Linked DNA regions of Homo sapiens: region 2 is linked to region 1. A link is a loop called in an ENCODE intact Hi-C map of the cell type or tissue named here. Cell type or tissue: endothelial cell of umbilical vein. All regions are shown on one strand. Links, peaks and the distances in the headings refer to the core of each region. The heading gives the core; the rest is flanking DNA. Region 1 overlaps CDKAL1 (CDKAL1 threonylcarbamoyladenosine tRNA methylthiotransferase). Region 2 overlaps CDKAL1 (CDKAL1 threonylcarbamoyladenosine tRNA methylthiotransferase).

Region 1 (5,383 bases), core at 105-5,104:
CCTCCTGGGTTCAAGTGATTCTCCTGCCTCAGCCTCCTGAGTAGCTGGGATTATAACCATGTGCCACCACGCCCGGCTAATTTTGTATTTTTAGTAGAGATGGGGTTTCTCCATGTTGGTCAGGCTGGTCTGGAACTCCCGACCTCAGGTGATCCGCCCGCCTTGGCCTCCCAAAGTGCTGAGATTACAGGCGTGAGCCACTGCACCCAGCGTAATTTCTGAATTCTCTAAGATTATTTTTTTAAGAAGAAAGAACCCCTAAAAATTTAATATGCACTGTGACCCTTAAAAGAAACAGCAGGAAGTAAAAGCTGATTAATTTAATGCATATTAAATAAATATAACATATATGTTTAATGTATTTTCCTTAGTGGGAGAATACAGGCTGGAACTGGATGGTGGAGAAAGACTCAAGGATAAAATTGAGAGGAAAAAACAAAGGATAGGAATGGAGAACAAAAGATGGGGAAGGGGCCAGACGCGGTGGCTCATGCCGGTAATCCCAGCACTTCGGGAGGCTGAGGTGGGCGGATCACCTGAGGTCAGCAGTTGGAGACTAGCCTGGCCACGTGGCGAAAGCCCGTCTTTACTAAAAATACAAAACTTAGCTGGGTATGGCATGGTGGTGTGCGCCTGTAATCCCAGCTACTCAGGAGGCTGAGGTAGGAGAATCACTTGAACCTCGGAGGCGGAGGTTACAGTGAGCCGAGATCGTGCCATTGCACTCCAGCCTGGGTGACAGAGTGAAACAGTCTCAGAAAAAAAAAAAAAGAAAAGAAAAGAAAAGATGGAGAGTGGAGAGCACACACCGGGTAGTGGGAGGTAGAGTTAGCAGATTTTCCAAGGATTTTTAAATGATGTGTACTTGATGTAGGTTTCCCTGCCATCCAGTGCTCTTTAACTATAGATCCCCATAATCATTATTTACAGTTTTTGTATGTTTGTGGTTATTTTTAGAGACTACTCATGAATAATTGAAACAACTTATCTTGAAAATTTTCCTCAAAGATAAAGCAGGAACTACTAGAGAAATGCTACTTCTTGACTAGATAAAATCAGTCTTCACCCATATTTTAATTCATTACAGTGAAGCTCATACATAGTTATAGTGAGCCATAATCTTTTGAAATTGAATTTTGGCAAAGTTTGATTTTTCAAAGAGGATTTTCTTTGTGGTGAGACTATTTTATTGAGGATATTATCCTTCTTTTATTATCAAACTTTTAGGTCTTCTACTTCCGTCTCCTGTCATCTCAGATTGCTATGGCGCAGAGATGGGAATCTAGCTGTTGGGGTTGCTGTTTATTCAGGGAAAAATGGCTTGTGTTTCATCTACAGGCTGGTCTGTAATTGCTTGGGTAAGATGATAATGGAATCTCATAGCTAAACTTAAGGCTTTTTTCCTGTACAGTGCATTTCATTCTTCCTAGTATTTGCTTTTCCTTTTACCAAAATTAATGCATCAAAAGGATGGTGGACGATCTGATGAACATAATGTTCATTTAAAAAGTTGGGTAGACTGAACAATTTTTGGGAAAACGAAAACAAGTCAGGTAGATGAACAATTTTAGAAAAAAGTAAAATCTTCCCTTGGATGCGTGAAAAAACCCTAATTTCTGTCTCCTACTTTCCTACCCCACCACTTTCTTTTTTTGCATGTATTTATTTTTACAGGCATGGAAGTTTTTAATGGGCATTCACTTCTCTTATCTTAGTTCTTCCTGCTTTTATCTCTTTTTCATTTTCTTTTTTTTTTTTTTTTTTTGAGACGGAGTCTTGCTCTGTCGCCCAGGCTGGAGTGCAGTGGCACGATCTCGGCTCACTGTAAGCTCCGCCTCCCAGGTTCACACCATTCTTCTGCCTCAGCCTCCCGAGTAGCTGGGACTACAGGCGCCCGCCACCATGCCCGGCTAATTTTTTGTATTTTTAGTAGAGACAGGGTTTCACCGTGTTAGCCAGGATGGTCTCGATCTCCTGACCTCGTGATCTGCCTGCCTCGGCCTCCCAAAGTGCTGGGATTACAAGCATGAGCCACTGCGCCCGCCCCCTCTTTTTCATTTTCATGTGTTTATTTTCCTGACATATACTTACCAAATTCCAAGTTATAGTGCAGACTGGGACTATCTTACTGAACCTGACATTGTGTCCATTTTAAGCTAGCCCAGCAGGCCCTTCATTTTGGTCTAAGGCTGTGTTCATGAAGACTGTCCCATTGTATCCCCACCACCAATAGGGATGGATGCAAAGGGTCCAGGACGTTAGTCAGTGTCCCCTTGCCAGCTCTTAGCTAATAGCCAGTTTAATGGTGAATCCATATCTATCGTGAGCTGGAAGAGCTGAAGGGCACACGGTAAGGGCCAAATAAAGGTTTGGATGAATTGAGAACTGAACGTGCAAAGAAATAAAGCTCATAACTGAAGTCCTTAAGAAATGAAGCTTTTTAGGCAAGCACTTCTGTCCGTAAGTCTAGCCAATTAAGTGTGCAGATATAAGCATGTGTCCCAATGTGTGTCCATGAGTGACTACTGAAGCCCTCAGGTGCTCTGGTGACTTCATATGCAAGCGTGGCCTGGCAGGAACTGCCTGTGCTATGACTAATCAGGAGACTTTCCAGGGAAAAGGATGTCAGGCATGGGGATTCCACATTTAGCGTCACTTTTAGTATGTAATGACTTCCATATCCTATTTGAAGGATCCATTCTCATTAGGATTCTTCATGCTTGAAATACACCCTTACAAAAGCTGAACTTTCTCACGTTGACTAAGAACAAGATCATCTTTGACAGATTTTTGAATTGAATTGGCAAAGCAAAATTCTCCTCAAGTCCAAGGGTTTCATTTTGCTCATGCTCTTTCGTTCCATTGTGTTTTAAACCAGGTTGCTATTATATAGAGTATTTTAGCAGCCTTGATCTTGGAAACATCAAGACCATTGTTCCTATTGTTGCTGATTTAGTGTTACAGCTGCTTCCTCTTTATGTGATTTAATTTGAGGTTTCAGCCCACCAGGGGGCTATTGGTCCCCACCTATGCAGCTTGAAGAGCTGGCTGCTGTTTCTCTATGGATGTTATTTCCATTCCTATTCATAGCGATTTTTCCCCTTCTATATTCATCTAGCAACAGCAAGGCACTGTTCCAGGAACCCACACTCTCTACATAAGGCATAACATGGAACCATTTGGATGGAAAAATTATAAATTAAAATTATTCTGTTCATTTTAAAATATTCATATTGTGTTGCTCAAATGCCAGTAACTGGAAAATCATGGATAATGTCCTGTTTTTATAACCTCTTTCAGAATGTTTTAAAATCTGTTTATGTTGTTACTTAGCCATCTCTTTTCCTGGAGTGGATTTTGTGATAAGATTTTGTTAAAAAAAAGATTGTATGAGTCCAGCGCCTAATGGCAGATATAATATTAAAGATGATACCACTAATTTCAGTCCACTTTTTAAATAGAAAAAGATTTATTCCGTGTACAGAGAATATTTATAAAATTGTACACCTCTAAAAATAGCCTATGGACATGCCAGACTATTTCTTTGGAGGATAAAGCTTTTTATTAAATGATTAAGATTAAGCAAAGGTTTATTATTTCTGGAAGTAGGTATTTAATTTAAACTATGAAAACCCATATATCCATAATACTACTAATTTTCAGATGCTAAAAATATCTTCAGCTTTTAAAATGTATTGAGCTTTTTATTTTTTAAAAAGCTTTTTAAGTGCTCTTTTTTCTATGTATTCTGTTCTCAATGCTAAGTTATTGATTCTTTAATTTGGGAAAACTAAAATCTTATTTCTATCCTTGTATTTTCCATGTTGTGTGGGTGTGGGTGAGGATGTGTATGTCTCAGAAAGATAGACAGGCAGGAAAAAGTGAAAATGTTTTCATATGGTTTAGTTTTTTGCTGAAGTAATTATATTTCTTATGCTAAAGGAAAGAATAGTGATTGGAAATCTTTTTGCTGTGTTTTTTTCTACCTCATGGAACATATTAAGAGGAGCGAAGATCTTTATTTTATGCTTTTTTATTCTGTGAGTTTTAAGTCCACGTTCACATAAAAGCCATGTGTTTTATTTGTTGTCTCTCTTGGCTAGGAATATTTAAATGTATTTTTGAAACTCTTCTGTTCTGTCAACTAAAGGTAATTTAAAATTATAATTTTAAGACACTTTCTAGAAACTTATACTTTGGTTCAGGCTAAAGTCTTCAGTTTGTGTGCCTGTGTGTGTGTGTTGAGGTTCTTCAGAAGCAACAAACCACTTGAGCGTGAGCAAATTTCACAGGCTCCCTTCATTGTTTGTTTTAGCCTCGTTAATCATTTGGCCTTTGAAAATAGGCTGATCATTTCATTGAATATGGATTGAGAAAAGTTCTGTGTGCCATGAAAGGCCTGAATGGCTCTTGCTGACTCTGTTTTATTCATTTTAAATAACATGAGGGGGATCCCAAAGTATTTCCTCTGGACTTTTGAAGCATTATCATTGCAGGGTATGATATTTGAAGTCAGGATTCTTTATAACAATAATAACGACAAGAATATATATACATTTTCCTAAAGTCTGATTTGTGGAAAATAGAAAGCAAACTGTCAGTAAACAGGTTTTCCAACACAAACACTCAGTTTAGGCAGCAACCAACTTTTTTGAATGCAGCAACAAAATGAATACTATTTTTAATTGAATAATGAAGACAGACTAGAATAGTTGCTATGAGAAAAATGGATACCTTATAATTAATAATATGTGAGCTAAACCTTAACTACACTTGACATTTTTCCTTAGGTTGGTGCCATACTGATTAATGAGTTAACTGCTGATGGTGCCTATTCTGTGGAGTGACTGTTTCAGTTCCAGGGCTTAGAGTGTTCAATAAAATAGGTATTCTCTGAGGTGGGACTGAGGCTTTAGTCTTGATCAAAGTGCTTTGGGGGAAGCACAGTTGAACTGATTGGCTGTGAATGTTAATCACTTCATAGGACACACTGATAATTTACAGCATTGTTGTAACTCTCTGGTGTTCGTAAAATGAACTTAATAACCCACTGGCACCATGGGATAAGCTGCTTTTTCTCTGCAATTGAATACCCAGACTGCCTGAATAATAGTGTTGAGAAATACTGCATTAAAAACAGTGAGCAGCTGTATGATGAAGGAAACAGCTCTGCCACAGATTTGTTAATTATCTCTTTTGATTCACAGAGGGTGTTTGTGAGATATGGTTGACCAGTGAAGACACGGGGGCTTATGGCAGAGATATTGGCACCAATCTCCCCACACTCCTGTGGAAACTGGTTGAAGTGATTCCTGAGGGAGCAATGCTGAGGCTTGGCATGACAAATCCGCCCTATATTTTAGAGCATCTGGAGGTAAGGAAA
Region 2 (5,383 bases), core at 143-5,142, 230 kb after region 1:
TTTTACCCCGAAATACATTTCTTTGACCTTTTTTTTTTTTTTTTGAGGTGGAGTCTCGCTCTGTGTCCCAGGCTGGAGTGCAATGGCACGACCTCGGCTTACTGCAATCTCTACCTCCCAGGTTCAAGCGATTCTCCTGCCTCAGCCTCCTGAGTAGCTGGGATTGTAGACACCCACCACCATGCCCGGCTAATTTTTGTATTTTTAGTAGACATGGGGTTTCACCATGTTGGCCAGGCTGGTCTCTAACTCCTGGCCTCAAGTGATCAACCCACCTCGGCCTGCCCAAAGTGCTGGGATTACAGGCGTGAGCCACCACGCAGAAACCAGCTCTTACATGCTGAGTAGTTCACCACACAGAGAAAGGCCTTTTAGAATTCAAGTGATCTTCTAAGGTTTATTTTAACTGTATACTATCATGTGCAAAGTATCATAGCATTAAAATATCTCACCTTAGGCCTCCAGCCAATGCTTTTATTTAATTAATTAATTTATTTATTTGAGACAGGGTCTCACTCTGTTCCCAGGCTGGAGTACAGTGGCACATTCATAGCTCACTGGTGCCTTGACCTCCTGGGCACAAGCAATCCTCCCACCTCAGCCTCTGGAGTAGCTATAGCTAGGACTACAGGTGTGCACTACCACGTGCAGCTAATTTTTTTTTTTTTTTTTTTTTTCTGTAGAGATGGGGTTTCACCATGTTGCCCAGGCTGGTCTCAAACTCCTGGGCTCAAGTGATCTACCCACCTCAACCTCCCAAAGTGCTAGGATTACAGGGTGAGCCACAGTACCCAGCCTAAGATTTGAATATTCTCAAGGTCTCTTAGTTCCTACAATGCAGTAATTTTGTAGCAGTTTGAAAATCCAGACATACTATATAGGTTTTCCCAGCTACTCCTTGAGTTGGCTTTGTTTCTGCTATTTAGTCTCAGGAACTGTTGCAGTGGTTCCTATCTACATCTGTGATAAACAGCTTTTCCTAGAACAACTTGCAGACATGGCAATGTTCAGGTTTAAGTAGACGATGTACTATTGTGTTTGGCAGGAGAGGCCATTAAAAAAAAAAAAAGCAGCCCTCATACTAAATTTCTTTTGAAAGGTGTTACTGATCAAAAAATATAGCTCAGAATTGAAAATTGTTTGGACTAAATAACTGTGTCCTTTCTCTCACCTTCCCATTCAATCCTTCCACCTAAGTAGATTGATATGAAAAAGTACATAGGATTGCTTAAAGCTTTTATCTTTGTTAGTAATCACCCTGGAAGAATTTTTAAATTATTGATTTAAGTAGAATCTTTTATTCTTGGTTTAAATGTATACAAAAACTACCTACATGCTCACCTACAATCTCGATTTTCTTTGAAATTCATCTATTTTCTCACTTGTCTACATCAAGGGGAAATAGGGAGCGAGGATAGGTCTGAACCAAAGTACTCCCACTTAAATGGCATGATGTGTCTACGTATCTATGTGTGTGTGCGTGCCTGTGTGTGCACATAGCAAATTACTGGTTGCAATAAAATTTGTTAGAATTTCAATTTGGCTTCATTAAGTCTGAGACAGTGAAGTAATACTAAGGGAGAAATAGAATAGGTGAAGAGAAATAAATACTAGATCAATTTTCTTTCAAGAAAGACGTTTTAGAAGAAGTAGTATTCATTTTTTAGGTCATCATTGACATTTCTCAATATTATATTCCTATAAACTGCATATCAGGACTTGTATGTGCTTGAGGAAGCTACATTTTCACAGCAGGAGAGGAAATCAGAATAAAGCATTGAGATGCAGGTGCACAGTAATACAAGTGGGCTCTTTCCCCTGCAGCCTGAATGCCTGGCCAATAATGCAGAAGCTCTTGGAGCCGGGCTCTCAGGGTCTCCCGGAGCTAAGCCAAGAAGTATGGGGGTGGGGCAGGGGGGGTCAGGAGAGAATAATTGTTATTCAGTCTTCTTTAATGAGATGTATTGCCCACTGCTGAAAGATTGTGGCAGTGCCTTTTGTTATGCTAATTAGACACCATTAGAGCTTGGCTCTCTTTGATTTCTGCTTAATCTTTTCTGCTTCCTCAGCCTCAATCCTGACTGGCAAATGGTTGAAAGATGGTGGGGTGTACTGCACGTGTTATTTATTGCTCACATCTATGCTGAGTTCTTTGGGGAATGGGGGGGAATGTAAGATTTATCTTACCAAAGGCAGTTCCTATTTTGGACGTTCATTTTTGGCTTATTTTTAAAAAATGAATTTTTTGATAATGATTACTTTCTGCCTTTTAAGTCCAAATGCCACTGTTTTTTATATGGTTGCTTTTGCAGCCACACTGAATGGAAAATGACAGATTGGAAAATGTAGATGGCCTCTCCTTGGTTGCCTGATTTTCCCTAAAAACAGTGAGCAAGCTGATCATGCCATAAGGTTTTAGAGATGCTGTGGTCAACCAGAAAAATGGAAGCAAGAATAATTTAATGGTCAAAAAGAGCAATTTTGCTATTCAAAATTCCTGCCTTTACAGTTTATAGACATGTGTATACATTCCTTCCTAAAACTAAAACATTACATTTACATGATTACCACAGTTAAGAGTGTGGTGAGGTTTTTTTTTTAATTTTTTTGAAAAATGACTAATATCCTTTCTAAAACAGTGAAATGGTAGATTTCCGTTAAATTTTTAAAAACAACATCATAATGTTTTAGAGCAGCCCTCTCCAATAAAAATATGGTATCAACCACAGATGTTACTTCACATTTTTTGATAGCCGCATTAACAGAGTAAAAAGAAACAGGTGAAATTTGTTTGAATAATATATTTTATTTACTCCAGTATATCAAAACTATTATCATTTCAGCCTGTATTCAGTATAGAAATTAATGAGATGTCTTACATTCTTTTATTCATGTGAAATTTTTGAAATCCGGTGTGTACTTTGCACTGGTGTATGTTTGATAACACATCTCAATTGAGATTCGCCACATTTTAAGTGCCCAGTGGCCACATATGGCTAGGACTACTGTATACATGGTGCAGTTTTAAAGTAATTGGGTAATTCACCACTTGCCTAAAACAACTGGCAGGATAGAATCCATTTTTAACATTATAGATTAAATATTATGAGGTATGTGACCTTGACCAAGTCACTTAATCTCTAAGGGACCTGTATTCTCATCTGTAATATGAAGAGTTTGTCCTAAATGATCTCTGAAGTCCTCTCTTCTATCCAATCCAGCTCTGAATTCATGATTTTAAAAATTCTCATTTAGAAGTTGGGTAGGCTGGAGCTTATCCATCCTTTCTCATAATTTAGTATTTGAAAAGAAGCTTTCTTATGCCATAAAGATAATTAGAAAGCGTCCTGCATACCACACCCACACCTTTTTTTCTTCCAAATGTCTGAATCTTTCTTGGAATTATTCTGAGTTTTATACCATTGGTAATGCCTGGTGGTGTAGCTCACTGAGTTGCCTGACTCCCCATGCTTTTGGAATGAGGACTTGGAGCAATGAAGGTGTGAGGGAAGTTGGCAAGTAGTTACTGCAGATTACTAGATTACATAAACAATCTCTCTCTCCAATGCTTTTGCTTTTGCTTTTCTCTTTTTTTAAATTTGGCTTACTTTTTGTGTCGTCAGTGAAACAAAACTTCTACAAGCACCTTCCAAGAAAGTGACCTATTAAATGTTATCACTGGTCACTTATGTACCTTTTGGGGATGGGGAATGTATGAAAAAAATTTTTTCCCAGAAGCACAGCCCAGTTTCATACATATTTTTGCCCATTTGTGAAAAAAAAGGACATTTCCTTATTTTAGTGTTTATTCGTTGAAAATTAAGTGAAACTTTTTTCACATATGTGCTGTATGTAGATAATTTAGATTTTTGGTTTTGAATTGCTTTTTTAGCAGTTTGTTTTTCTGTTGGGAACATTTATTGTTTTCTTACTGTTTTGTAAAGGCTCTTCATATTATATAACCTATAACATGTCATTAGTATATATGTCATACTTGCAATTTTTTTCTATTTGCTTTTTGACTTTGTTTATGACAATCTTAATATACTTTTTTTAATCAGTAGTTAAAAACTTCTCATTTATGGCAACATAGCATTATGTTAAAAATGTTTCATCAACACGTTACATGTCTAATAATTTATATTTCCTCCAAGTATTTTGTGGCTTCTTCTTTTTCATCTTTTCAACTGACAAATAAAATTGTATCTATTTAAGATGCACAACCTACTTTTATGAGTAGGTCCCTTTCTGAGAATCTGCTCTCAAAGAAGACTGGCCTAGACTTGCCAAGTAATGGCTGAGAGAGACCAGTGGGAATAGATCAAGAGGGTGGAAGTGAACGGAAATTCTGTTCAATTTTTAGGTTTGCGCTTTTCATAAAAAAGTTCTACACTTATATCCAGTGTTGGCTCCATGGGCCCTTTCCATGAATCAGATCTCATGGATAGATCTTACTGGCAGTATCTGGCCATAGAACTTCAGTTTTCAATATTGAGCACTTTCCCAGGCTGCCTGGGCATGACAGAGCTTGCCCAGTGTGGGGAAAAACAGACCTGATGTACTTTGTGCCGGCTCTGTGATAGGAGGGTCAACTTGTTTGGGTTTGTTGAGAGGGTAGATTTCATGTTATATGTTCTTACCACAATTTTTTTTTTTAATTCCACAAAAAGCTTTATAGGCAATACCTTTGAATGCTCTAGAATACTCAGAATGTACAGGCAGGTGGTTAAAATGCAGCTGCTTTTTGAACTGGCAGTTTAGGTAGCACTAGATTTGGATCCCTGACGCCAGGCAGGAAGGCATCAGTGTGGCATTTCCTGTGTAACTATTTGCTCTTACTATTGGCTCTCGATCAGCAGATGAAAATAGCTTTGTTACTAAGAATGGGATTTTGCCCCCAGCTGGGAAGAGACTACCTCGGATTGTCTTCCTCTTACTGGGGTAGACACGGCTAGAAGAAAACCAACCAGCGTGAAGAAAAGCACAAGGAGATTCTTGTTAGAAGAAACTTCATGGTCTGATTCAGTAGAACTGCCTCGGGCCTGGTCTTTGTATCTTGTATCACTGCACAAAGAAGGGAAGAATAACTTTTGAAAAGCCAAATTGTTTTACAATTTTTCTTTCTACTTAGGTTATTTCTGAAATGCAAAGAAAGAAGAAATAAAGCTACTAAGATACTCATGGCAATTAATAGATAAGCATATATACTTAAAAATATGGCTACTCCACTTCAAAGGAACATTCTTCCCCTTTTGAGTACATTTATATCTATTAATAAGTGTATCTAAAGAATTTTTTTTCCACAGAGGACAATGTTTTCAAATAATCTAATGAATGCCTTTTTTTGTCATTGTTTAAGAATCAGTTAACCAGTCTAGCGCTT

Evidence for each region. Peaks named below come from ENCODE experiments on the same cell type or tissue, not always from the same donor. Only the 100,000 strongest peaks of a DNase experiment are listed, where the experiment ranks them.
Region 2: it touches region 1 in a loop (2.2-fold over the local background); 1 of 110 quality-filtered maps calls a loop at or near these places.

The regions. Positions count from the first base shown.
Region 1 is chr6:20,950,212-20,955,594 of GRCh38, forward strand. It overlaps CDKAL1 (CDKAL1 threonylcarbamoyladenosine tRNA methylthiotransferase), which reads left to right. Exons shown (of 16, transcript NM_017774.3): 10 at 5,208-5,374. Among named protein-coding and RNA genes, the nearest start is that of CDKAL1, 420 kb to the left of the region's middle. In endothelial cell of umbilical vein, for the core only: a CTCF peak has its summit at 3,009 (motif pointing right); DNase peaks (open chromatin) are centred at 2,650 and 2,990; H3K27ac peaks cover 1,482 bases.
Region 2 is chr6:21,184,169-21,189,551 of GRCh38, forward strand. All of the region lies in intron 13 of CDKAL1 (CDKAL1 threonylcarbamoyladenosine tRNA methylthiotransferase), which reads left to right. Among named protein-coding and RNA genes, the nearest start is that of LINC00581, 330 kb to the right of the region's middle. RefSeq lists an enhancer at 1,642-2,368. In endothelial cell of umbilical vein, for the core only: no CTCF peak of the experiment used is centred there; DNase peaks (open chromatin) are centred at 2,713 and 4,863; H3K27ac peaks cover 982 bases.